Linked DNA regions of Mus musculus: region 2 is linked to region 1. Evidence: chromatin loops called from intact Hi-C (ENCODE). Cell type or tissue: left cerebral cortex. All regions are shown on one strand. Each heading gives the region's core, and the rest is flanking DNA. Links, peaks and the distances in the headings are about the cores only. Region 1 overlaps Stau2 (staufen double-stranded RNA binding protein 2). Region 2 overlaps Rdh10 (retinol dehydrogenase 10 (all-trans)).

Region 1 (15,439 bases), core at 3,348-11,347:
CATGTATGGTTACTTAGAAACAACAAATTAAACCCCCACAATATAGCACTTTTAGGTATTCACCAGAGTTCCAAACTAAAAGATTGCTACCAAATGTTGCAAAGGATGTGTAGGTACGAAAACCTGCCTTCCTCCCTTGTGGGTTTGTCAAACAGTGTCATATGTAAATATATGTGTGTTCAGCCGTTTCACTCCTAGAGACTGATCCAAGGGAAATAAGACCATCTTGGAGCAGGGCTTGTGTAAGAATGTTTACAGCATTTGTATTCACAATAGTTGGAAACGAGAAATAGCTCATAGGAAAAGAGATGGGCAAGCAAGTGGAGTTTATAAAGCACAATACTCTTCCATAGCAGAGATAGACAAATGATGCTACACTCACTAGGGATGAACCCCCAAACACTCTGGCAAGTAATCACCTATACAGCACACATCCCATACAAGCTCATATATGTGAGTTTCTGTTACTGCCAAAAACCATACTGGGTGGGAGATGGCACCCCAGTGGCTGCCTTTGAAGGTGGTGCCCGAGGGAGCTGAGGGGCTGCCTAGTGCCGTGCTAGTGCTTTTCATCCTTTACACCCTCACAGCAGGTGCGCAGACCTCTGTCAACTGGCACATCTCATGGGAACCATAAGCAAATATTGAACTGAAGTTAAGGACCCATGTGCTGAATTCCTGTGGTTGGCATAGAGCACACAGATGTCTGCCTGCCAGGCATCAGGGTCAGTTGGAGATTAGTGGAGAATAGCTTAGACAGGGACATGTAATGAGCACATATAACCAAGTCCTGTCTGTGGGCAGGTGTGACATTATCAGAGAAAACCCTTTCCATTTCTCTGTAAATGGTTATTGACATCTGTATGTACTGGAATTTAATATCTGTACCACACATTTTGGGACACAACTAAATAGCATTGAATAAAACTGAGTATTAAGGTGGTGGTGGTGGGGCAGATGTGTCTCTGGGATGGAATAGACATTTCCCAGTCAACAGCATCTCCCTCCTCACTCCCTGTCCTGCCCTAGTCCACATTTGTGATTGTAGACTGTAAGCACGGATAATGTTTTCCCAAACTGATATTTTCACTTCTGTCACTGGTAATTCCGTATAAAACACAGAACATTAGAATTTATTCATCTGCCCTTGGCAAATGTCAAAGGCTATCATAAAATTAGTTAAATCTTGCTAGTTGATTGAGTGCCAAAGTTTTCCATATTTGTCAATCAAAATAAAAGTGCAACAGTTCTATACTCTATCAAAAACAAAAACAAAAACAAAAAACAAAAACCCTAAGACATAGCTCATAGTGAGGTTTTAAGAATTAGCTAGAATAATAATAAAATCTAAGGCATGTGAACTGTAACTAGATACATTAAAATTACTACAGTGTGACACAAGTCTGGTTAACAAACAGCATTAACAGTTTCACTGATAACTAACTTACACACCTGCAGAGGAATGTGACAGTCTATGATGTTGAGCTGAGGTAGAGAAGCAGGGATCACAGATATTTCAAAGCTTTCAGGCCATGTGCAACCAGAACACAGACTCAGAGTTCATCGGAGGTTCAGATTTAAAACCTACCCCATGGGTCTAAGAGCTGGCTCAATGTTGCTCTTGCAAAAGACCCAGGTTTGAGTTCGAGTACGCACATGGCAGTTCACAACCATCTGTAATTTCAGTCCCAGGGTACCCAATGAACTGCTCTGCTCTCCATGGGCATTAGGCATACATGTGGCTATGCAGGCAAAATACCCATATACAAAAAAAATCATAAAATAAATGTAAAAAGATTAATTATACCTTGATACATTTTGTCTAAGTTAAGTCTAAGTAATTAAAGGATTTCATATTGATGAATTATAACAAATATAGATTAATATTCAATTGTTGGCAACTTATGATTGGGAAAGGCCATCTTCATTAAGAAAGATGATGCAAAGGTGGTAATTACAGTTGAGAAGCGTACTGTATAAGCCACTAGCTATGCACTAGTCCTTAATGCCCATGACTTGGTTAGTACTTGTATCCACTAGCTATGCACTACCCCTAATGACTACAACAGGATTGTTACTTGCATCCACAAACATCTTCTTAAGTTGTTTTACTTTGCTTTCAAGACTGTGTCACACGGAGGCCAGGCTGGTTTTGAACTTGTTACAAGAGCCAAGGGTCCTCTAGAATTCCTGAACTTCCTGCCTCTGTCTCCTAAGTACTGGGATTACAAGCATATGCAACCACAGTCAGAGGCTGCTTAAGTTTTCAAGTATTGAGTGTACAAGTATAAACAGATTAGCAATAAGTGTGTTATATCAAACATTACAAAAATCATGAGTATTCTCCCCGATACTTCTATAATTCCCAGACCACTCAATTTTATAATAGAACAGCAAAGCAGAACACTTGCGTATTTATCATCAAAATTACATGACCAATTTAAAAAAAAGTAAAGTAAGAACTTTTTTCACAAGTAAATAAACCATTCTGCTTGCTTTATCAAACTATAAAAGGTATTTTTTCAAATATCTAAAACCTGGTTCACTAAACATAGGGAACAGTAATGATACCAATATACTTACCATAAATGGCAATACAACATATTGATTCATCAAGGACTAAAGAAAGACACACTGTGTTTATAAATCTGCCATTTGGAAATCATGTCAGCTTCAGTTAACCTTCTAGTGATCTACATTAAAGAGACCTTCAGCTGAGCTACCCAGCCACAGACTGTCCTGTTTCTGGGGAAATTAGGCAAATATTAGTGCCATGTTGTCACCTACAGTTCATCTACAGTTCATCCAGGTAACATATAATTGTGCACACATACATATGTGTATGTGTGTATGAACAAATATAATCAAAGGAAAAGAAGGCAACAACTTGAGGGTATTGGGGGCGTGAAACTGGGTTTCTTGAGAGAGTAAGTGGGAGGGAAGAAAAGCAAGGGAGAAGAATATAATTCTATTAATTTAAAACATCTATAAAAGTTTAAAAAAAAAGAAATATGCCCAAAGCAAGTCAGCTTGCTAAATATAAGATCAAAGAATCAAGTCTTAGCCTCCATGGTTTCCAGTGATCCCATAAAATCTAATCCTGTACCTGGTAAGGGAGTGTGACAGTTAATTTTTGTGTCAACTTGGCTAGGCTCTGGTGGCCAGCCTGCTCAGCCAGAGGCTGGTCTAGATGTTCCTGTGAAAGCACCCTGTAGCTGTGATTAGCATTTCCAATTAGCTAGTCCAATCAGCATCCATAAAGGCAGGCCTTCCTTACAGCACACAGCCTCTCAGAGGGAAAGCTGAGGATTCTTGGAAAGGAAGGATTAAGCCTATGGCACACTAAAGCTAGACTCACCCTGAAGACTTAATCCTCAAGACCACAGCATCCATTCGACCTGCTTCCAGACACCAGCCTACTTTATAGACTCTGGCCTCATCAGAATCATGTGAACCAATTTTAAAAAATCAACCTCTCTCCTTTAAAGAAACAGGTTTTTGTTGATACAAATAAAGATGTGAAGACATCAAAATGTAATTAACAGTGCAGCACATGAAACTGGTTGATATACAAAAAGAACCAAAACTCCCAGGACAAAACCTTGGCTATCACATAGCACAAAAGGAATCAACAGAAGACAAAGAGCCAAAGGTCATAAGGAGAGAAGCAATCTTAAGTGGAAGTTGAAGAGGGGCCTTGTATGTGGAAGCTTGTAGAACGTCGGAGATTGTGGCCAAAAGAGTTACAATGGTGGTGGTGGGGAAAATCACACAGTCCCATCTTGCAGTAAGTAAGAAGGAAGAGGGGCATGAGTTTGGCAGCTGAGGAAGAGGGAATTGTACTAGAGTTCTAGGCAGAGGCAGGGACAGCAAAGTTGGGATAAAGGAAAAGGAGCCACTGAAGAAGATAATGGGAGATTTCTGGGAAACCAAATCCCAACAGTAAAAAGATTTTCCCAGGAGATGGGCTTTGAGCATGGGGCAGAGAATAGCTTCAATTAGAAAGAAAACACCTTTATCTAGACAGAAAAAGACTTTTTTTGAACTGTGTGCAAACAGAGCTCCTTGTCTTTATCTTAGTAATTCTGCATTTTTCTCAGGGAATTCAGAGGGAGCCAATACTGACTCTCATTATACTGTGTCCTGTGTACATGTGGTGTGTGTGTGTTAAAAAATGTTATTAAAGATAAAAACATGAACTCCATTCTCTGTCAGCCCACAACTCAGGTAGTATGAAGGATGTTTAGTTGCTAAATAGAACATTTTAGCTATTTGTATTTCTTCAGTTAAATATTCATATTAGGCAATAGTATATAATATACAATCTTTAGATACAAAAATATGATTGTTTCTGCCGGAAATAATAAAAAATTGTATAGCCATCTATTTTTAAAAACTTGCATAAAATTTAAACAGCAGCACTAAAATGATGAGTTTTTTTTTTTAAAGGTGGTTTGTTTTATTTTTCATTTGTTTGTTTGTTTGTTGGAATGAGGGTTCTTTGTATAGACTTGGCTGTGCTGGAACTCCATCTGTAGATCAAGCTGGCCTTGAACTCACACAGCCTGCCTCTGCCTCCCAAGGGCTGGGATTAAAGGCGTGTACCATCACTGCCTAACTAAAATGAGTTTTTAAATACATAGTCTGCTTGTGTTTTCAACGTTAGCAACAAGAGAAAAGTACTATACAGCTATTGAAAGGTAACGCAGTCTAACTGTAGCACATGCAAATGTTTCTATGAACTTGAGCTCAGGCTTGGGGTTAATCTGTAAGTTTCTGCTTTTGTTTTTCTTCCCTGTGACTATTAAAGCAATGATAAAAACACTACGTGATTTTTTCATAACGTTTGAGGTAATTTACAAGTTTTCTCCCATTCTAATAATAAGGAGATGAGTGGGTGGAAAGGGAATTTTTAGGTTCCAATGAAGCAGTCACTAAACGAACAGGACAACTTTACTTAGTCCACAACTGTTTTATTGTAACAGCAATCTTCAAAAGCAAAACAAAGGATCCCAGTATGATTGGACTTTAAAACATAAATAACCAATTTACTGCACCACTAATGATACACAATAGACGTCTTTGCAGGACCCACTCAGGCAGATGTCAGCTGCCATATACTTCAAAGGAACAAAGCTGGTAATAAGGAAATGCTTCTTTTGTGCAAACTTTCCTTCTTAAAAATTGCCAAAAGTCTCTTAGTGAGATGGATACCAAATAAGAGTCCTGAATCCTCATTAAAGTTTTATTTACTAAAACAAAGAACACAGTATTCTAGGTATCCAAATTGCATCTTAAGTAATATTATGCTTTTAAATGAAATTACAAAGAAAATGACTATTAGTGGCAAAGTATGATCTATTTCAGAATCGTGTATTTATACTCAATGTCTTAAAATTTTAAAAGTCAATTGAATTTTTATCATGCCTCATGCTCCTAGCAGTCTCCAGATGCCTTTTAGACAAACTCTCTGTACATCCTCTATAGAGTGTGTAAACCAAATGATTCTTAAACTTCAAACTTTAAAGGTAAAGGCTTAGGTCCACCCTCCCTGAGCAGTCTACAGTGAGGTTCCATGTTCCTTAAGGAAGAATTGTAGACTTCTCTTTGCTTTTATTTGATTCACAAGTTTTAGCTTTCCTTGGAGGTGTGGGTGGGGCATATAAAGATTAATAAGTATTTCTGAAACTCTATTTAATGAAATTATTGTTCCTTGACCAAGACCATATGTCATTACTGTTTGGCCCACAAATGCCACCAGAAATATAAATGTAAACTAAGATATTTCCAGTTATTTGTTGTTTGTCTCTAGGATTAACTAATGATGGGAAAGTACCTATTATCCCACAAAGGAACAAGACGGAAGCTTCTTGTTCTGCTGGCCACTGATGGGATGTCTAAAAGGAAGACTCTGGAGACCAGCCTTGAGTCTTCTCCAGTGGGGTTCAAAGATAACCTAAATTAACTAACTTGTAAATATTTTTCTTCAAATTGGAAACTTTATGGTTCGTGCTTCAGAGGTAGAATGCTGTGTTTAAGATCAAACATTGTAAACCGAAGAAAATCTGTAACACAAATGAACTGTCTTGACCTATGACAAAGAGAGACTTCAGACCCATATACATACATATCCTCACAGTGTACACGCAAGGAATTTAATAAAAAGTTATTGCATGACTTAGCTTTTGTGTTATCTTTTACTCTGGATTATTCTTACTTGAGTAGTTACTGAAGTAGAAAAAAAACCTGCTACAATGTAATCTTTTAAAAGGAAACAACAGAAACGATTAATCTCCCAGTTAGCAGCAAGAGCTGCAACAATACAGTTTGAGGTGTTAAGCAACTACCTTGAAGAAGAAGTTTGGGGACTGATGAGATGGCTTAGCGGTTAAGAGCACTGACTGCTCTTCTGGAGGTCCTGAGTTCAAATCCCAGCAACCACATGGTGGCTCACAACCACCTGTAATGAGATCTGAAGACAGCTACAGTGTACTTACATATAATAAATAAATAAAATCTTTTTTTAAAGAGGAGAAGCTTAACTGTAGGCAGACACAGGCACATCATAGTGAAGTCTACAGGATGCATCACTTGGCATGAAATACTATGGCACCTGAAGGTGCTTTATAATGCAGCATTGCTGAGCAGATCCTTACTCCTCTATTGAGCGATCAAATTTTAAATCCTCCAAGTCAGTGAGCAAGGCTCAATACCTGGAAGACACAGAAGCCTCTGTTGTGAGTTCTACTAGCTACATAGATGGAGGAGCCTAAAATGAAAAAAAAATTAATGAAATAGGGCTTCTTTTCATAAAACTGATCTAAATGATGGCCAACAATTTTAAAATTACTCAATCACAGAACATCGAAACATACTGCCTCTTGTTTGAAAAGCAATAAGTGTTCCTAATTTTTTTCCTTGCACAGAGGCATACCGAACAACCAGTAATTGAATGATGTATAATGACTACCTGCTTTTTAAATTAAAATGTTAAGCTGAAACAATTCAAGTATTGAGCCTGTACTTGGAGGTAGAAACTGATAGAATGTGCTGGCTCAACTTGAGCTGTCTCCCTTGAAGTGTTCTGTAGGATGCTGCCTGCAGGGAAGGTGTCACCAACTCAGCAACACAGTCTACACCAGAACAAAAGCATAGCCTGCTGCCCTTCAGAGACAGCAAGAGACAGAAGGACAATGCAGAGGACATGTGCAGAGAAAGGACAGGAAAGGGCTAGTGATGTTAACATGAACATAAGAGTATTGTTTGCCCACTTCTACAACCTCTGACTAGGACATTTTAAAAGCTCCAGTTTGTACTGGCTGTTTCTTTTTGAAAGCATATTCTCAGATCCATGAAACTGGTAAAGCTTACAAAAACTTTTTATATTCATAAAAGCCCAGGTGGGCTGGCAGCTGACAGAACTAGGTTAGAAATGACTTCTGAGAGCCACCCTGTCACTGCTATGAGACTCACTGTCCTAGTTAAAGTGGGGTCTTCCATAGCACCTTCTTAGGACCTTGGAACAAACACGTCGATGATGGTAATTTTCAGTATTCCCGGTAAAATCAATGTTTAGAGCAAAGTATGATGTTTTAGAATTGTGTGCTTTCATTTGATGTCTTAGAACTCAGCTGTAAGTGGTTTGCGTGTTTCGCCCCTGTGGACCCCTGATACCTTCCTGGTGACGCGGATTTCCCCACGTGCACACACATGCTGGCACTCTTCTCCTTCCACATGACAGGATCCAGGGCAGCTTGGACTCCCTAGTCCCAATGGCTAGTGTGTTACAAAGTGGTGGCCATAAAGACTCAAAGTCAGGGTGCTTCTGTCTCTCCTGCAGCTTACTTTTGCCACCTAGTGGGGGAGGCCGTTCCAGGGTCAGGTTGTGTGTTCTGTGTGAGATTGACTTTAGATAAGAAAACGATTAAACACTTTTCTTTTAAAAAAAAATAATACCTTAAATTGCCCGGTCCCGACTCTACTGGAAAACAACAACAACAACACACACACAAGAAAAAACAAAAACAAAAAACAATTAAAACAAAAACTACTTTTCACTACAACAATTAGCCTAGAAAATTCTGGGCATTTTGTTGTTGCTGTTACTTGTAATTTTTGAGGAAACATTATCCTTTCCTTGTTTCTATTCTCTCTTTCCTTAGCTAGTAGGCCTTACAAGCTGAGGGTCTAGCTTACTCCCATCTCGTTCTGAAGGCAGAAGTGCAGATCTACACCGTTATCTGTAGTTTTCAGAGATCGCGCAAGGCAAGTCTTCAGTTATTTACCGAGTATCCCCACATTTCATGTGTCAGAAATTGATGTCACCATTCAAAATAAACAAAGTAGCCATGTCATACCACACTAGTATACCAGCTGTACTGGCTGGTTTTGTGTGTCAACTTGACACAAGCTGGAGTTGTCACAGAGAAAGGAGCTTCAGTTGGGGATGCGCCTCCATGAGATCCAACTGTAAGGCATTTTCTCAATTAGTGATCAAGGGGAAAGGCCCCTTGTGGGTGGGACCATCCCTGCGCTGGTAGTCTTTGGGTTCTATAAAAGAGCAGGCTGAGCAAGCAGGGGGAAGCAAGTCAGTAAGGAACATCCCTTCATGGCCTCTGCATCAGCTCCTGCTTCCTGACCTGCTTGAGTTCCAGTCCTGCATCCTTTAGATAAGCTTGACAGTCTGTACCCAATAAAGCCACCTAGGATTTTGTCAAGTTTGTACTAAAAGTGTCAATTTGGGGAAGCGTGCCAACTGAAGAGTAAGGTATTTTCTAATCTGTGGAGATCAAACGCCCGCCATTTGTTTAGAGATTTAATTCCACTCAGCAATGGCTTTGTTTCCCACAGACAAGTCCTGGGCCTCCTTGCTTATTGATTCCCATGTGCTGCTGTGTGCTTCTGAGGTCTTACATATCAGTGTGTGGCTTCATCCAGCCTTTACCATCATAGGATTCACCGGTCCAGATAGGAGCATCTTTCTAATACAGGATCCTGTCGACTGCAATCAAGAGAAATCTGTTTCTACTTATGTAGATCAGAAGCTTTCTTTCTCTCTCCTTCCTCATTTTCTCTATCTCTGCCATATCACACTGGCTATAATCATAAATATAAGGTTGTAGAATAAGTCCTGCCTTGTTCTTACTGTTATGAGGAAAGCATTCAGTTTTCCCCTAGGAAGACAACAGTGCCTAGAGGGTTTTTGGTAGATGTTCTTTATCAAGTTAAAGGAATTCTTTCACATTCTGAGATATTCAGTTCTTTCAAAACTAAAGAATGTTTAGTCATTAACAAGGAAGGAATGTTAGGCTCAGTCACAGCCACCAAGGCAATTAGCATCCATTGGGGAGGGACTAGGAGGAAGCCTTTCTCCTCTGTATGTCTGCCAGCCCAAGCTATGGCCACCATAGTAGCTTCTCCCTTGCTCCTATATGAAGACTGTCTGCCCCAAAGAACAAACTGCGTGCCGTTCAGTGCTGCTTTCTACATGCAGCGACTTCATCTCAAACAGCACATGGCCCAGGAGCTCCCAGCGAACTTGGTCTCTGACCCTACACAATTTTGTTTTAATTTCCATGCTCTACCTTGTCTTATAATGTTCCCACACATGGCTTTTAATATGTCTTCCAATATCTGCTCTGTCAACTCCTAGAAGAAGCATTATTAAATGGGTGAATTCTTCTACCCCTTACCAAACTGGAGTCCATATACCTCCAACACTTATGTATTTTAAACAGTTTGTGAGTTGCTTTGAAGTTGGTTCCAATGATTTTCTGTATGTACTTTGCTGTTTCTCCATGTTTTTTTTTTTAAAGAAACTTTTCAGAGTAATTTTAGGTTCATAATAAAATTGAGCAGAGTTTCCACATAACCCATGTTTATCTTTATAATTAGTTTGGAGTTTTTTTTTTTTTTTTTACAAAATTGGAAATATTTCATAGCATTTAGAAAAGTAGTGTATATACAACTGGTGTCTAAAGGTTCACAATTGCTAAATGAACAAAGTAAAACATTATCAACGTCACTTTGGAATGTTTTCCCATGAGAATTTAACTCTTGAATTGATCTTTGAAATCACAATTGATCTTAAAAATAATTAGCATGGCATAAAAAAAATCAACCAATAAAACTGGATATTAAGGGCTGGAGAGATGGCTCAGTGGTTAAGAGCACTGACAGCTCTTTCAGAGGTCCTGAGTTCAATTCCCAGCAACCACGTGGTGATTCATAACCATCTGTAATGGGATCTGGCACCCTCTTTTGGCGTGCAGGCATACATGAAGGCAGAATACTGTATACATGATAAACAAATAAATCTTTAAAAAAAAGTTGAGAGTGAGTCCTTTTGCTTGCTCAGTGTTGGAGACTAAACACGGTGCCTCATGCATGCTAAGCACACCCTGTTCCACTGAGCACAGATGCTACCGTTTGATCTCATGTTGGTCGAGCGATGACCCTGCTTACCAAACAGAAGCAATATGACCTAGGTTTGCTGGTGACATACTCCTGTCTTATCTACAAAGAATAATAGATGGCATCTTTCATTGCCACCTTGTGCTTATAATTTAATTTACCTATGTTAAATATTTGGGGACTTAAATGGTATAAAGTAGTTTCCATCGGAGGATGCAAAAGAAGTTCCAATGAACTAAAGATTATTTTAAAATGTGTGATTTGAAAAGGCAATGCTTGCCAGCACATAAAGAGAGCCAGCCAAATAGCAATCAGCCGTGGAAGTACAGTACTCAGATTCTGAAATATAAGCAGTATAAGTATATATAAGTATATATATATATATATATACAGTATATATAAGGTTTGTTCAAAGAGGAATTTTGGACAAGGACAAAGAGGCATGACTTAATTGGAGGTGTATTTCAAAGGGAGAGAAGGTTTCTGGTTTTCAACTTTAAAACAGTGGACTAAATCATGCACACTGCATAATCCAATTTTACTAGGAAAGCAAAATTAGGTTGTAAATGTGACCTCCAGTGAGCAGTAATGCTCTCAAATCTTTGGCAGAGGGAACTATATTCCGTTGATTGTGTCTTTTAAAAAGACTATACAGTTCTCTACTCTAGATTTCACATCCTTTTAGCCAATTATACATACATGGCATTTATTGGTTTAATAATATACCAATGTGAACTGTTCACAAAGGTTTTTTAAAAAAATCTTTGAATAACATCTTACATGCAGATAGAAATGGTTAAGAACCCTAAGTTCTTACTCATTTTTTTTTAATTAGAGGGGACATTAATAATTAGAATACTTAACTAGAATTAAGGAATTACAGGTATGGGGTGTTATGCAGCTCCAAAATTGGCCAAACGTATTCGGAACTCTAGGGAACGTCCGCTGGTCTGAAATTGTGAGTGCAAATCACCTTTGTAGACATAAGCTGTGGGAAAGATGAAGCCACAGCTCCTGGAGCTACATAAGACAGCTACACTCAGTCTTTTTCATAGTGGAGTTGAGAAAATAAGTTTTTATACATAAATTATTATCTATTTTGCTGATAAAAACTGGTGTTTTATTTCATTTTTCTTTCTCATCCCAGGGGAAGGGGTAGTGGGAGAAGAAAGCAATGAGCAGGTTCATGGATTCTGACTATAGTCCAAAATAATTTTACAGCTCAAATTTATAAGTCACTCATGTGCACAATACCACTGGATGTATATAACCTCTTAGAGATGTAGCCATGCTGTATCATGCAGAAGGGAAATTATGAGTCAGTTATAGAGTGCAGAATATTTTCTCTTCCCAAACTTTCCCTACAGCTCGCTGTTGCTTCTAGAAACTGCTTAAGCATCTGAAATAAAAGGTCACTATAGAAACAACTGAATAGCTTGTATTACTTACAAAGAAGTCCAGCTATGAAGCATTTCTAAATGGAATTTCAGCAAGGAGACAGAAGTAACCTTTGCTACAGGCAAACTCTCTTTCATTGCTCTGATGAATACTGATGAAGACAGAGTTGTTTATTATTTCTTTAGAGGGATAAAATTAGTTTCCTCTGTGAGTAAATAAATCCAGAGTCCACAGTCAAGTCTACTGTGCTAGCTATCACACAGGTAGTATTCCCAGGGCACTGGCTCACACTCCAAGAATGAGCTCTGGCCACGTTTAACATAACAGAACAGCTGACACAAGACTCAAAAGCTAAATGCTTTTTTAAAGTTTTTTTTTTTTTTTTTTTAAAGTCTATGGTTGAACCCGCTTTTCTACAAAGGGGTAGGAAATCAATACAGAAGGTTCTACAGGATGCAAGACCTCTTAGGCCTCTTAGAATTCCTTATCTCTGCCTTGGGGTAGGGAAGTGGTCAAAGGCAAGACCAACATAAACAGCACTAGGTCTGTCCCCATAAATATATTTATGAGCACGAAGCTTGAATTCCACATAATTTTCACATCATGAAATTTTATTTCCAGCCACTTTAAAGTGTTAAAGACATTTGTAATTTGGGTAGCAGAATGAACTTGGCCATGGGTCATGTATACTGATTCCTGATCTAGTACACCAACATGTAATAACTATATTGAAAAGTAGTTTCTGGTGATGCATCCTGAAGTGAGATAGTTTTAAAGCTATGGACTTCCTTAACTGTTATATTTGTATAAAATCAAAATTTCATATATTAAACATCAACAAAAGAAATTTTATTTCTACAATGAGATACATATTGGATGGAGAAAATATTCTGAAATGTAAGAATCAAAAATATTGAAGCATTTTTTCAAAATAAACCATATACTCACTTGTCTTTTAAATGCATCTCCATTCATGTCCCAGTTCATTAAAAACTAAGAAATACTCAAGTTAATTATTTTCCAAAGTCTTTGCTCTGGTAGCTCCAGAACCTGACAGGGACAGTGACAACAAGCATGGCCTCCCCATGACATGTAGCACTGACTGATCAATACAGACCTGCCAAAGGGGCCAAAGGTTAATGCTTATTCTCTGCTAGTGACATCATGAATGCAGAACCTGTCGAGGCTCCCTCTGATGATCACTGGGATCTCGTATGCTGCAATGCCACTGAACTATATTTTATATTGATAAAGAGTTGTATTTGTCTTAATCAACTGTTGCTGAAGTGTAGGATGCTTGGCATCATTAAGATTCTAGGAACACAGTCTTAAGTCATACTGCCCAGTGTCCCATTGGGCAGAGGCTAGAACTAAGACATGGCCCCAGTATTTAAACCAAGTAATTCAGACACCAAGAAAGACAAATGCATATGAATGATAGGCAAAACAAACAAAACAAAACAAAAAAACAAAACAAAAAAAACCAAAAAACAAAAAACAAAACAAAAAACCCAAAACCTAAAGTCTGTAAATAGCCCAGGAGAGCCACTAAAAGGCATGTAATCCCTGAGTAGAGTTACTTCAACATGTGGAATTATTATAATCTTTACATTAAAAAAGTCTATCTAGAGTCATCAGAAAAGAATGCTTATAGGTTGAACACTCTCATATCCATTTTATTTTAGATATTCTGCAAAACCAAGCTCCCCTAGTTTTCTTAGGAATCCAATTTACTTCCTTCCTATAAACATGAACTGAATGCCTCCAAAATGCCTAGGAACAAGAAAAAAACCTCAAGAAGATAACCATGAGAGAGAAAACGGGAAATGGTTTGGTGAGTGAGCCCACGGGCTAATGTAAAAATTACAGAAGAGTGTCAGATAGATGGGTCAGGGGTACTCCTTACTCTGGTGGAGGACGTTGGTTGGTTTCCAGCACCCACAGGGTAGTTTACAAGCATTCATTAACTCCAGTTCCAGGTCATTTGATGTCTTTTTTGACTTCCACAGGCATGATGCACATTGGGGGCAAACACACATACACAGAAAATAAAAGATGGAAAAGAAATTAAAACACAAATTTGGCTTAAAAAAGACAGAAGATTCTTACTTATACTCACAAGTTTGAGGATAGCCCGGAATAATGGCTTGGTTGGATGTGATGAATATAACAAAATTTAAATTAAAGTTCCTCTATGAGCCAGGACAGAACGGGCCAGACAGAAGGAAAAGCCCAGGGAAGACACAAAGGCAAGAACACAGATCCCCGTAAGTGTGAAGGATGAATGTGAAGACAGACAGGGACTCACCCCTGTGTTCTTGGGTTTCAGCCTATGCGTCTGTACTCTCAGACACAGAAGTGACTATTGAAACAGAATGGTCTGTGAAACGTGGCCATGTGAAACTTGGGACAGGTAAAAAAAAATCCAACCATAGCTCAGGTGTGAAAGGAGGCCTTGATCTCAACAATCTTCAACGCTGGTTACATGGTAAGTGGCATTCTGATTTACTGGGGTGCTGATTATCCTTCACAAGTCAATCTGTTGTCACATAGGAGACACAGCATTACACATCTGTCCAGGTGTCTGCAGAGAGGTTGAATGAGGAGGGAAGACACACCCTGAATGTGGGAGGTACTATCTTGCTGGGGGCAGGGGAGCTATGCTGGTGTTGGCCTCTCTGCTCCCTGACCATGGATACAAATGACCAGATATCTTACACTCACTCCTGTTGCCACAGCTGCAGCCACCTCAAGAGACTGCTCCCTCAGACCCTGAGCCTCCATTCTTAAGCTGTTTTTGTCAGATTTTAGCACAGCAAAGTGAGAAGTAACTAATACATGGGGTTAAAAACACACTGCTGAAAATTTAATTACTTATAAAACTATGGCTACTAGAAATGTACTAGAAATCTGTCCCCTGAGGTTTGTCATGGTGGCTAAGTACCCAACAGTGGGGTCATCATTTTTCAGGCAGTCACTAGTTTTAAAATGGGGAAAGGGACAACTCAGCATTAGAAGTTATGAGGGAAGATGGCTTGAGAAGTTTGCAGTACAGATGTATCTGCTCAGGACACAACCCATATGTCTCTCTATGTCCATGTTGCTGGGACCCAGAGACCCAACTTTCCCAAGCTCTGAGTGAAGTGGAGGGTGGGAATAACTAGAGCCCTTGCTAACATCAATCACCAAGCCAAGAGTCCACCCTTCTAGGAACCACTTGTCTGTGAGAGAATGTGGCTGCTTATGCCTAGCCCAGCTTGAGCCACGTTTCCTGCCCATCACATTCACAGGCATCCTAGATGGTACTCTCAGATGGCTGTGCCCTCGGAGCTTCGGAGTAAAGGCATTACTCTTCAGACTTTCAGCAGTATCAGCATTCTGTGTGCATCATCACAGGGTGCATCATTGCTGGAAGGAAGGCTTCTCTTTCTGTTATTTTTAAAATATCATATGACTATAAGACTTCATGGTTTAATTACTCAGGCCAATGGAATTAATGTCTGAGCAGAACTTAATGCACAATGGAAGCCAGATGTGCTGGCATACAACCTATAATCCCAGAATTTAGGAGACTGAGACAGGAGGATTGCCAATTTGAGGCCAGCCTAGGTTGCATGGTGAGACAGCT
Region 2 (15,439 bases), core at 2,465-10,464, 170 kb before region 1:
CTTTGTGCTGTCAAGCTGTGTCAAGGACAGAATACACTGTGCTATCTCAGGTGCCATCTAGCAGAATGTAGAGGGCAAGAACTATTAGAAGGGGAAACCAGTCGGCTTACTTTTGAGAAAGACATGTTTTCTAGTCACCCATTTTCAGTAGTTTTCTTACAAAGTTAGAGTTTCTTACAAAGTTTATTTACTAGTGTGCCTCATTCCTCAGGTAAGTTTGCTTGAGGTAAGATGTCATTGTCCATATCCATTCAGGCAGCAAGGAAATGGTTAACAACCATTTCGAAGTCACATGTGCTGACTTCAGCGGGAGCACAGGCTGAATGCACCTGATTGGATTTGCCTCTGAGTTGTCCCTGCTTAGCAAAGGGAGGCCTGGTAAGAGTTTTATACAAGTGACAGGACACCTACAGGCTGACTGTGTGGCCTCAGGTGTCTTCACCTCTTAGTGTCAACAACCGCATGATTGTAATGGGCATCATCAGGAGTAGTGATTTCTAGCTTCACCTACAATAGGACTCTTTCTAAGCAAAAAATACACAAAGGCCCATTCCGTTTCCCTCACGCAGAGCTCTGCGCTTGTTAGGTGAAGAAAGCATATGCTTTAAATTGAACATTGGCCCGCTGTTACTTTAAAGATTAAAATAAAAAAGGTTCATATCTGAACAACACTCCTCCCATATCATACTACTAGCCACTCAAATAATTCTCTCCAATAGTGTGTTTGTAGTGCACACATAAAGACATTAATTACCTGGCCATATTTGGACTGCTTTATTTCTGCCCACCTCCCTTAAACACAATGTAGCTTCACTTTTTGAACAACATTGCAGGTGGGTGGGATGGACCAGGGACACCAGAGCAAAATTAGACCCAGATCATATTGTTTTTATACTGTGTAGCAACTGTCTTATTTGCAAGGTAAACTTTTAACTGGCTTACATTTGATGCACAGGTAAATATAGAATTCTGCTCAAAGACCAGAATGCAGGCATGGGATCAATTCCTGTCTCACTAATTGCTGCTTGGCCAGTTCATTACATAGGATCTGCAAATAATAGATGCTGAGGAAATGCTTATTCCTTGGACACATTAATGTCACCAGACTTCTTTTTTTTTAAGATTTATTTATTATTATATCTAAGTACACTGTAACTGTCTTCAGACACACAAGAAGAGGGCTTCAGATCTCTTTACAGATGGTTGTGAACCACCATGTGGTTGCTGGGATTTGAACTCAGGACCTTCAGAAGAGCAGTCTTAACCACTGAGCCATCTCTTACCAGACTCCTTTCTGAAAGGAGGAAAGAACATTAATCAGATTCAGAACTTTGCAACAAATTATAGTTGAAACCTAGTTACAAATTTGTCAATATGCTGTCACCTGCCTTTGGTCTGTGCTGGGGGCCTGGGGTAGTTGTTTATCCTGTAGACAGGATCCTAGTTCATGATCCTTGTCTGAATCTCACCTCTGGTATCTAGGTCTTCAGTCTGCAGCCCACCATAGCCGCTTAAACAAGAGGATCTGATTGAGATTTTCCTGATGTTTTTGACTGTGTACAGTTTCGTAGAATATAATGCCAAGTCCTTGTACAGTACTACAGTAAGAACTTCTAAAACAAAAAGTTAAAAGGGCACTAAATTTATCCCTTTCCTAGTGTCTTTCAACACTAGGCAAACTTAATATAGACAATCCCTCTAGCTCAGAATGGTCTGACTTAGGCTCCTTTTACTTCTGATGATTTGAAATGATAATATGTTCAGAAGGAACTGTGCCTTGAATTCTGATCTTTGTAATTGCTCTGCCCCTGTGCCCAGCTGACACACGTGCTCTGAGCACACTAGAAGTGAGCTAAGATAAGCAGGAGTGTTCAGTAGATATGGTATAGCAAATGTCCTTTCAACTTACAGTGAGTTTATTGGTAGGCTCATAAATCCTTGGAAGTGACCTCAGATGAACATGAAGAATACATTTTCCTGGAGCTGGGGAAATGATCAGTTGGCAAGTGCTTGCTGTGCAAGCGTAGGTTTTGGGTTTGGGTCCCCAGCACCCTCCTAAAGGTCAACTACAGTGGTGTGAATCTGCTGCTGTTAGGGTACAGGGACATGGATGGAGTTCACCATTCAGCCTGTAGCCAGTCAGTAAGATCTGGGTAAGTAAGAGGCCCTGTCTCAAACACAAAGATGGAAAAGCAATAGAGGATGACACCTGATGATGACCTCTGGCCTCTGTGTGCACGCTGTGCACCTTAACCACCCCTTCACTGACGCCCATGTATACATACAGAGAACATTCACACGTATATAAAGTTTTTAAATGAGCAAAGCAGAAATACAAGCTTAGGCTTTTTTTTAAATCTAATCTATAAATACTAATCTTAACTAGATATTTAGAAGATGTAGAACTCTTAAGACTTTATACTATTTTCTACCTTAGTTTGGAATGTATATGCTCCTCTAAAACTACTTTATTTCAGCTCTATGACATAGCAACCACATGTAAATTTTAGAGCCTATAAATGACCTGAAGTTCTTTTGAGGTATCAGACTGAGCAAAGTAGTATTAGAATCATAACTGCCCTGCTCCTATTTACAAAGAAACACAATGGAACCAAAATGTTGATGTTTCCGACAGCAGTTGTGTGCTGGCCCTGTGCAGTATGAGAGGGTCAACCCCAGTATGTGCAAGGCTGACTGATAGATGTCTCTGGGCTTGTTGGGACAGTCAGACAAGTAACTATAAAACAAGCAGAATCAAAATACTAAAATATATAATGATATGTTAAAGTGAACGATATAAACTACCACTTTGAGAAAATGAAATAAAGTTAAGCTGGTCTAGAATACTTTTAGAAAGCATGGCCTGGCTGTACTTGAGTGATGTGCATGCTATATAGTGCTCTGGTTTCAATCTCTGATAGCACATACACAAAGATGAAAATATCTTCCAGAAAGAATTATCTGTATTTTAAAAATTATTAAAGACATTATTAGAGATTCCAGGGATATAAAGTCTTTAAAACTAAATAAATAAGTAATGAATATTATGTGTTGGTTTATGTAGACAGGGGCAAGGGCAGCTGAGAATGAGTTGGGCATGGGTTCCAAGCGGGATGGGGTGCTCTGTGACAGTTCGAGAGACAGGCTGGGGAAGACCTTGAGATGCTTGACCGACACTCATTTGGCAACGGCTCCATGAACTCAAGTGTGGGAAGCTTCAGAATTAACAGCACCACTGCTTTCGATCTTGTACACACGAGTTATCCAAACATGAGAAATCTATGCTCAGGGTTGATACTTTCGCCAGGAAAGTGTCTGAAATGGAACGCAGTTCTTCTTCAAGTAGGCTGTGTAGTGTTTTGTCTTTTAACTTCATAAATCCTAGGGACCAGCATTGGCAATAGACCACAGCTCAACAGTAGACAGATTGCTCTTTGCTGCTTTCTTTTAAGAAGCAGGTTATAAAACTGTTGGGAGCCTGCTGGGATGGTTTATAAATCATCTTAAGCAATTCAAAGGATTTTTGTTTAAATAAAGTCCTGTGTCTTGAAGAGACAGGAGTTTAGTAAGAAGCCTGTGCCACCCTTGACTCTGCCACCCTGAGCGGATAGACTTGGAGTGTGATCCCCCAGAGTGCCCAGGTACCCAACAGTACCACATTTACAGCCTGGCACTAATATTTCACTGAAATGGTGGTCTGTGCTTTATAAGTTTTATGTTCTAAAATACCTTACCTCCTGCTAGTCCACTTTGACTGTAAACCTTGGGTGCCAAGTCAGACTACAAGGATGGCTCTTCATTCATGGGAGTGTCACCATGGAAACATTGCCATGAAGAAATCAACACTGTGGGGCGCCTGCTGGTAGGTAGACTGGCGGTTGCTCACAGACCAGAACATAGCTAAGTCATGGCATGAGCAGAAAAAGGCCTCTGATCCAGCAGTGGTTCGGATTCGTCTGCCGCTGTCGCTTGAAAAGTGATAAAGAGCCTTCTCCTAATGACTTTCTTTTCATATCTGGACACTCGACTCTCTTGGGTTACAGCTTTGTTGGTCACGGCTTATAATAGGCCCAGCGGGGCAATGATACGGTGCTAAGTTAACCAGACACTTAAAGGAGCGTCTCCTTTTGATAGATGTAGGATGTTTCTAAATGAACTGGGAAATGTAATTTTTACGGCGCAGAGACTGTTCTGTGATCCTGGGTTTTAGAGGAGATGTTGACATATCAGTCCTAAAACCTATATCTTACTTCTTTCAGACCACTAAGGCCTTTCTTCCAACGATGCTAGAGATTAATCATGGCCACATTGTGACGGTCGCGAGCTCCCTGGGACTGTTCAGCACTGCTGGAGTTGAGGTTTGTCAGCTCAAAGGCATTTTTCTCATTCATGCAGCTTATTTTCGGTGAGCACATCACAAGAAGACCTGCTGCCACACATTCTTGTCAGCTAACGGTGCTTCCCTCTAACACAGGACAGCACAGTTCTCACAGGGCCGCTTTCCTTAGCAGCTTTGCTGATGGTTAAGATACAGGGTCAAGATGGGCCCATGGAGTGAGGATAGATAAGTGAGGTCAAAGGCTCACATTCTTTTTTGGTCAACCAGCCAAAAGTGAACTGCCTGCTGCTAGCTCATTAAGTGAGCTTATGGCCAGCGGCAGGTGCTGTGCACTGGTATAGAACTGGCTTTCTTAATCCCTTCTTAACTGTCCAGATTATACAACATTGTTCCGAAAATTGTTCTAGAAAATTAAAAACATCACTTCTTGCAAATATTTCTTATCATATGTTCTTAGGTTCTAGTTCAAGTTCAGAAGATGTGGTACTATTGCCATTTTAGCTTCGGATCAGAATAGCTTATATCCCCAGTTAGACTTGTTTTTGTTCTTCTTGCATTAATGTAAACAAACAGGTTTTTCAGTCTCCTCCACTAAACAAAAGACCATTTGTAATTTTCCAAGCACTTCAAAGGGAAGCTCCCTCATTTTTTCATTCCACTCTTTTAGCTGTCATAGAGCCCTTTTCAGTGATTTCCTCCAAAGAAACATGATACTTAGTTGATGTGGCAAAAAGTATTCTTATGTTTTTGTCATTGCCTGGAAAGTGTTGTTTCTGCTTTGAACCACATCAGAGAGATGTATACCCTTTAAGACACCTTCCTTCTCTTTGCTTCCTTACCTATAACCTTTTATAATAAACATCTAGCCAGACAGGACCAAGAAGCTGCAGATTGGATGGGAACATAGGCAGAGACTCACTAACCCTTTCTGTTCTCTCTTCTTTTGCTCAGGATTACTGTGCCAGTAAATTTGGAGTTGTGGGTTTTCACGAGTCTCTGAGCCATGAGCTAAAGGCTGCTGAAAAGGATGGAATTAAAACAACTCTGGTTTGCCCTTACCTTGTAGACACGGGCATGTTCAGAGGCTGCCGAATCAGGTCAGTGGGAACCCATCTTCTACTGATACAACAGAGTAACATCAGAATGATGTGTGGAGCTCATCTTCAGTCAGCCAGTCTTGCACATGAACTGTCAGTAGACACTTTAACTGCTTTAGCCAAGTGTGGCAGCACACATCTGGAATCAATAGCACTTCTTGGGGCAGGAGCAGGGGCAGGGAAATTGTCACAAGTCGAAAACCAGACTAGTCTACAAGATGAGTTCTAGGCCAACTAGGGCTACAAAATGAGACCTAGCTAAAAGAGAAGGGCAGCTAACCTGTAGTTCCCCCATTCAGGTTTGTGACAAGGCTGTGTAAGATCACAAGTGAAGGTTTGAAGCCAAGCTGACTCAAGCTTGCTGGGATTACTTCAGAATATCTGGCAGAATGGGTTTCTCTCCGTCTTCAAGGAGGACCGACAAATGTCCAGGATTTCTCTTAGATGCTGTGTCTGTCCTTATGGTCATTTGATTTCTCTACTGTTATGATGGTTACAGCGGAAAGTCCTTAATGTGACTTTAATCTGGATATGAAATAATGTCACCCATACAAAGGATTAACATGTCATCTTAAAGAGACTGTCACGCTCCAGATTTGAAAGCTTTTTCCCCCCCAGAAATTGTGTATAGCTAGATTCAACTTGATTAAGACAAATATGTTTAGATTTACTAACAGTGAAGTGGAATTCCCCTCACACTTGGGAGGAGGCATATGAGAATCTAAATACATCAACACTGGGTTTTACTGGAGGACTATAACTGTGACTCAGCAGGGACACTTGTGAAGACTTGCTTGGGTGAATTTGCAAGACAAAGGACAATGATCAGGACTGCTGGTTTGTTGGGGACTGTTCTTTAGACTTAATGAGTGGAGCTAGGGACGGAGAATGGTTGAGTCATCCCACTCTCCAGCTGGCAGTAAGTCGAGACTGAGACTTTAGCTCTAGGGCCTGGGATGTGGCTCAGGATTGGGCATATGCTTAGCATGTGCAAGGCCTGGGTTTGATTCCAGTTCCAACAGGAAAATGAAGAGAGAAATGGAATTGAAATCTATGTCTGCCTAGTATCCTTTGCAGATGCCTGTGTGCTTCTGGTGTGTTAGTTTGGTTCTGGGTAGGAGCCGTTGGTCCTGTTTTCCACTTAGCATAGTGGCAGGCCCAAAGTCTGGAAGCTATGAAAAGCAATCGGTAGGAAAAAGATGTGCCATTGTTATGTACTTAGCAGACGTTTCAGTGAATTAGAAAGTGGTCCTTTACCTCAGAGACTCCTTAGAATACAGCTTAACATCCTCAGCCAGCATTGTGAGAGGTGGGTCCCTGACAGTCTCACACTAGACAGTGCTGCTTGGTTGCTCCTGCTCTGTCTCAGGCACACCTAATACAGCAAGCTGTGCTGCTGCTGGAGTTTAGTGTTTATGATAACAAGTACCTTTCTAGTCAAGGAGAAGAATCGGAGTCATTTGAAGTTTATCTTTTAAGGCATCTCAACAGCCTGATCTCGTTTTTACAGGAAAGCCAACTACTTTTGCTTATTTTTCTCCTAATTGGTTTACTAGATAATACAAATGGGGTTTGTTTATAGTAGGAAAACGTGAGTCAAAACAAAAATACCAGAAAAGAAACAAAGTGTTCCAAAAATCTCATCCCTCAGTTGATGTCACAGTATTCTGGAGTGTTGTCAGTCTTCTATACTGTGTTAATTCTAAATTTCATTTTTGAATGTAAATTTTCAGAAAAGAAATTGAGCCCTTTTTGCCCCCCTTGAAGCCTGATTACTGTGTGAAGCAGGCTATGAGGGCCATCCTCACTGACCAGCCCATGGTCTGCACCCCCCGCCTCATGTACATCGTGACATTCATGAAGAGGTGAGTGAGGGCCCGGCCCTGCCTGCCTGCTGCCAGACCCCAGGGAACATGTGGCCTGCCATTTACTAACTGCTCTTTCCTTTGCAGCATCCTTCCTTTTGAAGCCGTCGTGTGCATGTATCGATTTCTAGGAGCGGACAAGTGTATGTATCCCTTTATTGCTCAAAGAAAACAAGCCACAAACAACAATGAAGCAAAAAATGGAATCTAAGAGTGTTTTTGTACGGAGTGCCGTTTCTATCAGGATAGGTGGTCCGTGCGCATCAATCAGTACTGACGGTCTGGATTCTAACCCCATGCCGACTCTTTTTTTTTTTTTCTAATCAACTTTTTAAAAAATAAAGTGTAAATTAACTGACTAGTGTGCTTGAAAACTGTGAGCTTGGGTTTTTGCCAATGGGGTCTTTTCTAGACAGGGCCCTAAAAATGAGTCCAATATTTAGACAAACACTATGTTACATCATTATTTTTTTAATGAACATAAAGTCTAGAAATGATGACTACAGTGTGTTTCACGTGGGTCCCCACAGAATTGATTCATTCATTATCGTGGAAGCCCAGCCAGCATTCAAGGACCGACAGTGTAGTGCTCTGTTGTGTTCTCGGTTCTTCTCCTGCAAGCCTGGGTGGCTTGCTTATGGTGTCTGTGGATTTTTTGATGTCAGTTTGAGATCAGCGTAGTCTGAGCATCACAATGAAGGCCACCAGTCTCTTTCTTAAACTTACAGTGACTAAATATTGGGTGATTTTCAAATTCAGTCTCTGAAATACTAAATTAAATGTTTAGAGACCTGGTTAATCCACGTTTGTACATTTTCTACCTGTGAATCTTGCTGCATATAGAAAGTGCCCTTTCCTCACGGAGCTGCAAACTTGTGTTAGGGGAGGAAGTGGGGGATCTTGTCTACAGGACACAGCAGCTCCACAGAGATAATGGGAATTTCTGATTAAAAAGTCCCCGTACTTGTGCCAACTTTAATTAGCTTGGGGAGCAAATCTTATATGGAGTGTTGTGGAAGGGTGGAAAGATTTCTTTGAAAAGTTTATTCACATTGTAGAACAGCAAATGACATTTTTACAGTATTTTTTTGTAAAGCAAACTATTTTGTGCCTTGAATTTGGTATATGTGTATTAGTGAAACATTGTAAAAGTGAATTTCTACCTCTGTATCTATGTGTACCATCCTCTTGTAAATTACTATGAACTACTATGTGATTGCTTCTGTTTGTTCGTTCTAGGATGTCTTTTTTAAATAGTGACCAATGTTTAAGGCTGTTAAAATAAGCCAACTTTTACAAATCGGGATGTTTTCTAAAGAACTGATTAAATACGTACATAACTGAGTTTGTGGTTATTAGCTATCAACCTCATTATAAGGCAAAGCATTCTGAGGTCTTCCCCTGCCTATCTTATCCTGCTTACTCAAAGAAAATGTTTGAATGGGGTCATAATTAGGGTGGGTTTTGCATACTCCAATCTCTAGTCTCACCATCTGCCTATAGTAGGTTCTTCACCAAGAGCTTGTTTAGAAATGGGAAGAGAGAACAACCCCACTGCCTGTATTAGTGTGGGTGTCTCTGTTACTCCACTGCCTGTATTAGGGTGTGTGTCTCTGTTACCCCATTGCCTGTATCAGTGTGGGTGTCTCTGTTACTCCACTGTCTGTTTTAGTGTGGGTGTCTCTGTTACCCCACTGCCTGTATTAGTGTGGTTGTCTCTGTTATTCCACTGCCTGTATTAGTGTGGGTGTCTCTGTTATCCCACTGCCTGTATTAGTGTGGGTGTCTCTGTTATCCCACTGCCTGTATTAGTGTGGTTGTCTCTGTTACCCCACTGCCTGTATTAGTGTGGGTGTCTCTGTTATCCCACTGCCTGTATTAGTGTGGGTGTCTCTGTTACCCCACTGCCTGTATTAGTGTGGGTGTCTCTGTTATCCCACTGCCTGTATTAGTGTGGGCGTCTCTTACTCCACTGCCTGTATTAGTGTGGTTGTCTCTGTTACCCCACTGCCTGTATTAGTGTGGGTGTCTCTGTTACCCCACTGCCTGTATTAGTGTGGGTGTCTTCTGTTACCCCACTGCCTGTATTAGTGTGGGTGTCTCTGTTCAGGGATCTCACATTCTGGAAGGGGCCTGGCTCACTGCTGATCTTTATTATGCGTTTGGACTTCTCATTAGGAATGACAACCAACCATGCCTTGAGGCAGTGTAAGACTGAATTTACCACCTGCTGCTTGATTTTCAATTATGGGTTTAAATAAGCACTTGAAGTAATGTTCTAACAATGTTGTGTAGGTCAGCTATTTTCAAGTTATCTAGGTCTTTTCCCACTTAGGCTAGGATATACAAAACCATTCTAGAGAAATCTGTTAATTTAATAGTCTGTTTCGTCAGCCTTAAAGCCAACAAGAATCCTCATTACATTTAATTTTGTTTTCATGTGTTGGAGTCTAATCTGTTTCTATTTTTGTTTGGTTTGGCCCTTATAAAATGGTCCATCTCCAAGTTCAATAAACCTAATTTGTTTAGCTTTTTGTCTTTCATTTCCATATCCCATCCTAGTTTCCTTATTTCTGGGATCACTTGAGTTGTCCACCTGTCTTCCTCAAGGTTATATCCAGTTTGGAAGGGACAGTGTTGAGGCAGGGTGAGGACTACAGAGCCCCGCGAGCGAGCTGTTCTCCTCACCTGGCACCAGATTAGTAGTGCCTTCCTAGTGTGCATTTGTGCGGCTCTGTTGTACTTCCTCAGCATGGAATCGCTTCCACTGAAGCCTCCATACTTGCATTGATCATTGCAGCCATTGCAAGGTTGTTGCTCTGGCTGGCTGATTATCTGTCCCCAGACCCCACCCAACCCCCATTCCCCATGTCCCCTTCACCCAGCTTTCACCTTGAAAGTAATGCTGACTCTAGTGGTCTCTTTAGAAAAAGAGCTGGCTCATATGAGTGCCTAGGGCCACAGGGCTCAAGGCTGACCCCTGAGGAGTCCCAATTCTGTCCCTAGCCAGCACTGGCCCTGTCTTTTCTAATTTTTCAACCAGTTTAATGATAATCATATTGAGTAAGACTCAGAAATCAGAAGTTTCAAAGCTGACAAAGATAAATTCCAACTATTGTCATCCTCTTGATCTACAGGGTTTGCTGCTCTAACACGTAAGATTGGCATGACATGATGGAACTCCATAAAGCCAGGCACTGTGTGTGTGTGTGTGTGTGTAAGTATCCTGTTTTCTGTGTGTGTATAAGTAAGTATCCTGTTTCTGTGTGTGTGTGTGTGTGTGTGTGTGTGTGTGTAAGTATCCTGTTTCTGTGTGTGTATGTGTGTGTGTGTGTGTGTGTGTGTGTGTAAGTATCCTGTTTCTGTGTGTGTATGTGTGTGTGTGTGTGTGTGTGTGTGTGTATAAGTATCCTGTTTCTTTGTAAGGCTATATATACCTTTCTAGTTTTTCCCAAGTTGAAAAAAGTGGCGGGCCTTTTTCAGATTGTTTCCAACTAGCAGAAATTGTTCTAAATTGATGCTGGCCTGCGGCAGGGTCTGGGGAAGCAGGTAGGTCCTTTCTATGCCAGAGTTATTGCCTGCACTGTACCTGCTTACAGAGATGAGTGAGGAAAATCAAAGCTGTAAGGGCCAGAAGTAGCCAGGATTTGGGGTCGGGAGTACAGAGGCCACGTGTGTCCACAGAACCGATCCACCAGCCATCTGCACCGGGATGTGCATGGTTTGCAGTTAATTTCATTGCTGCTACCTTTGTTTATACACACCATGCATGAAGCCTCAGACTCTAGTGAGGTCTCAGAAAGATGGGGTGGGGGAATGTGGCAGCCGACATAGGGTTGGCTGCTATCCCAGGGAAGTCCCAGAAGTTAAATTATATTCATTGTGGCTAAAGCAGAACATAGGGGGAAAATGGCCCCTACTCTCTAAGGAGATTCTATTTTGAGAATAGCCAGCATCCTGGATGAGAACAAGCTCCTTTTGATATAGGAAGAAAGCAAAATAATCGAACTAATGGAATCCACCAGAATTCTGTGGATTCCTGAGACACCGGAAGCCAGAAGCTACTGGGCAGCTGCTTCCAATAGCCAGGCTGATGGCTACCCACTATAAGACGGGGAGCAGTGAAGACAGAGCTCTTGGGCTGAACTACACAAGATTTAACTTGCCAGTTCTCAGGACTGAAGAGCAGCATGCTACCCACAAGGAATCAGCACATCTTCAGTGGAAAAAGCAGACTCCACACAGCTTTAGCAAACTTAGGTTGGGGTGGGCCAGACAATGTATGCCTTTAGCCTCAGCTACATAGAAGAGAGGCTGGCGCAGGAGGAGCAAAAACATTGAAGACTGCTTGGGCTTCAGAGCAAGTTCAGAGCCATTCTGTACAGCTTAGTAAGATTGTGTCTCCATAGAAAATGATTGAGACATGGCTCCGTGGTAGAGCAGCCTTAGCATGTACACAGCTTTGGGTTCAGACCCCAGTACTGGGAGGAGTGAAGGACATTCTTGTTACAGCGTGATCTTCACTGGCCTGTAGCTGGGCATGGAGAAGGAGTTTGACACTGTGATTATAGACTTAGAAGCTGTGAAATAGTCAGACCCAGGTAGGAGAAGGGCAAGACAGATCCAAGGGTGGCAGTAAGAGAATAAGAAGATATGCAGAGACTCAGCTTGGACACAGCTGAGAGAGCCTCAGCAGGTCATAATGACAACTTGTCATTCAGAAGAATTTCCTCTCCCAAGGTGAAACCCAACTAGAAACAATGCCACCCTGCCTGAACCCTAGCCTGAGTCACACTGCAGAAAATTTAGTTTGTCCTAAGAATAAGAGACTGTGTGGCCAGCCCTGGGGGGGAGGGGGGGCAGCACAAGGTGAAGAGCAGTGTTAACAGATAGCACACGGTGTGTTTAATCTTCCACTAGGGTTTCTAGTAACTGAATCCATTGCTAAAACAGCAAAGGACATTTTCTTGCTAAGTGAAACCTGGAAGCTGTTGTTCTCTGGCAATTTTGCTTTCTTGGCCTCAGAAGCAAAAACTGCTTAAATGTGCAGGCAATGTTTCATGATAACCCTGGGGGAAAACAAAATACAGTTCAGGAGTCATCAAATGGAAACATGGTAGCTCAAATACATTCTCTTTGTGTGACAAAACATGAAATGGGACCAGCTTCTATCAATCTGTTCACAGCAATGAGTTCCTATCTGATCCTTGAAGCATTAAACTCGCCAGAGGCCAAGAGCTGCTAAAGCCAGGACCCAGATCAAGATGGATGTGCCTGCCCTCCAGAGAATGCCAAGACAGTCTGAGGCCTCAGTTCAGCTCCTACGTACTCTTAACTCTTCCTGGGTTTACAGTTATTTAGGGTTGGCAAACATTTCATGGCTTGTCTCTCTGAAGATGCTGAAAGACACATGACCCCTCCTTCCAGAAAGCCTTTCTTCCCAGGTCATTTCTCGTTTACCTTGCTCTGTTTCCATGGAGAGCTTAACATAATGCCTTACTTCCAGGAAGGAGCACCTAACAACCTTTTTAGCTGTGGCTGTTGAAATCTTTGTTACCATGAGCCAAAAGCTAGATTCTTTGATTAGCAAGAAAAACAAAGCATTGTCAGCCCAGATTCAAAGCTTGAGGTTTTGCTGTCAAGGTGATTGAAACCATGCTGCTGGGAAGATGTATGTGCCTAGCAACCAAGAAAAATGTCCCCATCCCTTGCTCATGCATCCTGGGTGGTCCACCTAGGCTCCACCTCAGGCCTCCCATCCCCCTAGGGAAGAGCCCCTTCATCCCAGCACCCCACCTCCCCACTAAGAGCTGCACTCTTAAGCCCATTCATCCCATCCAGGACCTGAGTGGTCCAGATGGCTACTGAGCGGGTGGTCATCCTGGCCCATCATGGGCAAGTTATGTGTGTCAGCTGCACAGCATCCTGAAGAGTTGCTGTGCAGAAACAAACTGAAACATGTCCTCTGAAAGGATGCAGTGAAGTTTTAGAAATTCCCATATGAGGAAATAGGGCATCTTCAGATGAAACCAAGATGAGACAGTTTTGATCCGAGTGGCCCTAAATTCGGTCATTGGTATCCTTACCAAAAGGACCTTGGAAGGTGAGGGGTGTGACCCAATGGTGCTTATGGTGCTTGCCTGGTATATAAAAAACAAAAAAACATGGGTACTGTCCCTATCTCAGCATCAAACAGGACATGGTACACACCTACAATCTCCAGTGGAGTCAGAAGGATCAGAAATTCAAGACCAATCTCTACTTCATAGTGAGTTCAAGGCCAACCTGGAGTGGTAGGGAGGAGTAGGGAAAAGTGACACAGAGGCAGAGACAGTGACACTTAACTTTTACACCAAGTTCTAGGGGCTAGGAGAAGGGTGTGTAGGAGTCTCCCTTAGCATAAAGAGCCAACCCCACTAAAACTTTGATTCCAGGTGGTCAGCTTCCACACTTATAAAGGGGTAGATTTCTGTTACTTCAATTTTACAGTGCTGGGAATGGCACTCAGGACATCCCATGTGGAGGCATGTACCTATTACTGAGCTAACCCTCAGTCTGACTCCTCTCTTATTAAACCACTCAGATTGAAATACTCCTATTGCATTCTCAATAAGCTTAGCATCTACTGTCAGTTTGAACTCATATCCTACTTTGCTAATCCCTGACCAAATGGTCTGGGCCTTTGTCTTAACGTTCTTCTGCCTCAGTTCCTTCTGGAACTTGCTATACAGTCAAGGCTGGCCCTGGCCTTCTGGTCCTCAGGCCTCCACCTCCAGAGTGGTAAGGATGATAAACCTTCATCATCAGAGCAAGAGATTTTGAGCAGCTGGGTGGAGTGGGGCCCTTCTTGACTTCCAGCCACTGAGGAGGCAAAGGCAGGAGGAGCTCTGTGAATTTGAAGCCAGCCCAGTTTATATAGCAAGTTCCAGGACTTGACTGTCTACACGGAGAGAGACTGTATCAAATCAATCAGTCAATAAAATAAATATGATCTATCCAGACTTTTGTAATGGAGGTTTGTTGAATCAAATCATTGGCCACTGCAGGTGGATTCTCTCCCCCAGAGTAGCATGGTAGTTAAAATTCCCTTCGCCCCTAAGAGAAACCACCAAACTCTGTAAGCACCTAATCTCCATTAGCAGAAATTCAGATATGATTGAAAGAGGCACCTTGTGCATAAGAAGACAAGCTCTTGCCACATCACAAACTCTTGACTTCTAGGAGCTCTTTGCTGGGAGCTGAAGACAAAGACCACATATATTTGGGGTGGCATTTAATTTTGTATGTGTATGTACATATACAACATGGTTCATAAATCCAAATTGTTTTATTGTACTCTGGATATTGTGCTGGAATCAATTGCTGTAAGTAAGGGTTTGGCCTCTCTTATTTATCTCAGAGGCTTGGTCCTAGCACTGCATAGAGTCAAGGACACAGGAGATATTCCACAAAGGTTGGCCTGGGCTCCTCTATGGGATTCAGATGCCTAGCGTCCATGATCTAGAAATTGAATTGTGTAAACATCTGCCTTAAAGGGACTTCCAGCATCTTCTGCTTATGAACCCATGTGTTTTCTCCTGCTCTGTTGCTTCCAAAGAGCCGCTAGAAGAAACTAGGTTTCGGAGGCCTTGGCCCTTACGTCTGTCCTGGACACAGAGTTATAGAAAGCCAGAGAAGCTGTCAAAGCCTTTCCAAGGTCAGTCAGACTCAGATCAAACAGGGAGAGCCTCCCCAAGCCCTCATGATACCTGGCATTTCAGAGAATAAAACAGAAATTAGGCAGGGTTTTAAAGAGGCAGGCACCAAGGCAGGCAGAGAGGAACCTATCAGCACCACTCTCCACAGGAAGGGACAATGAGAAGCGTATCTCTGTCAGGAAGACAGAATGGAAGCCAGTGTTGTCTGCAGCACACTGCTGCATTTCCTCCTTGCTCTCTCAGCCTTTCGTGCGGGCTGGGTACTCTCAAGTTTTTTGAGACAGAAGGCAGGATGCTGAAGGTTTTGGGAAAGCCTCCAGCTTTCCTCTTGAGGACTCAAGCCCAAGTCACTGTCCTCACATTCCTGGAGGCCTAAGAGCCAGGAAACGCACAACATGGCCAGGGAGTGAAGAAATGAATGTGGCTGTCCTAGAAGGAGCT

The links. Peaks named below come from ENCODE experiments on the same cell type or tissue, not always from the same donor. Only the 100,000 strongest peaks of a DNase experiment are listed, where the experiment ranks them.
Region 2: it touches region 1 in a loop (3-fold over the local background); 10 of 42 quality-filtered maps call a loop at or near these places.

Annotation. Positions count from the first base shown.
Region 1 is chr1:16,297,238-16,312,676 of GRCm38, forward strand. The region is part of intron 12 of Stau2 (staufen double-stranded RNA binding protein 2); the gene reads right to left. It overlaps C130013N14Rik (a long non-coding RNA gene), which reads right to left. Exons shown (of 2, transcript XR_003947751.1): 1 at 13,718-15,439; 2 at 1-9,001. Among named protein-coding and RNA genes, the nearest start is that of C130013N14Rik, 9.8 kb to the right of the region's middle. In left cerebral cortex, for the core only: a CTCF peak has its summit at 7,862 (motif pointing left); a DNase peak (open chromatin) is centred at 7,808.
Region 2 is chr1:16,123,906-16,139,344 of GRCm38, forward strand. Rdh10 (retinol dehydrogenase 10 (all-trans)) reads left to right here. Exons shown (of 6, transcript NM_133832.3): 3 at 4,260-4,358; 4 at 5,291-5,436; 5 at 7,170-7,301; 6 at 7,389-8,645. The coding sequence ends at 7,512. Among named protein-coding and RNA genes, the nearest start is that of Rdh10, 26 kb to the left of the region's middle. In left cerebral cortex, for the core only: no CTCF peak of the experiment used is centred there; a DNase peak (open chromatin) is centred at 6,381.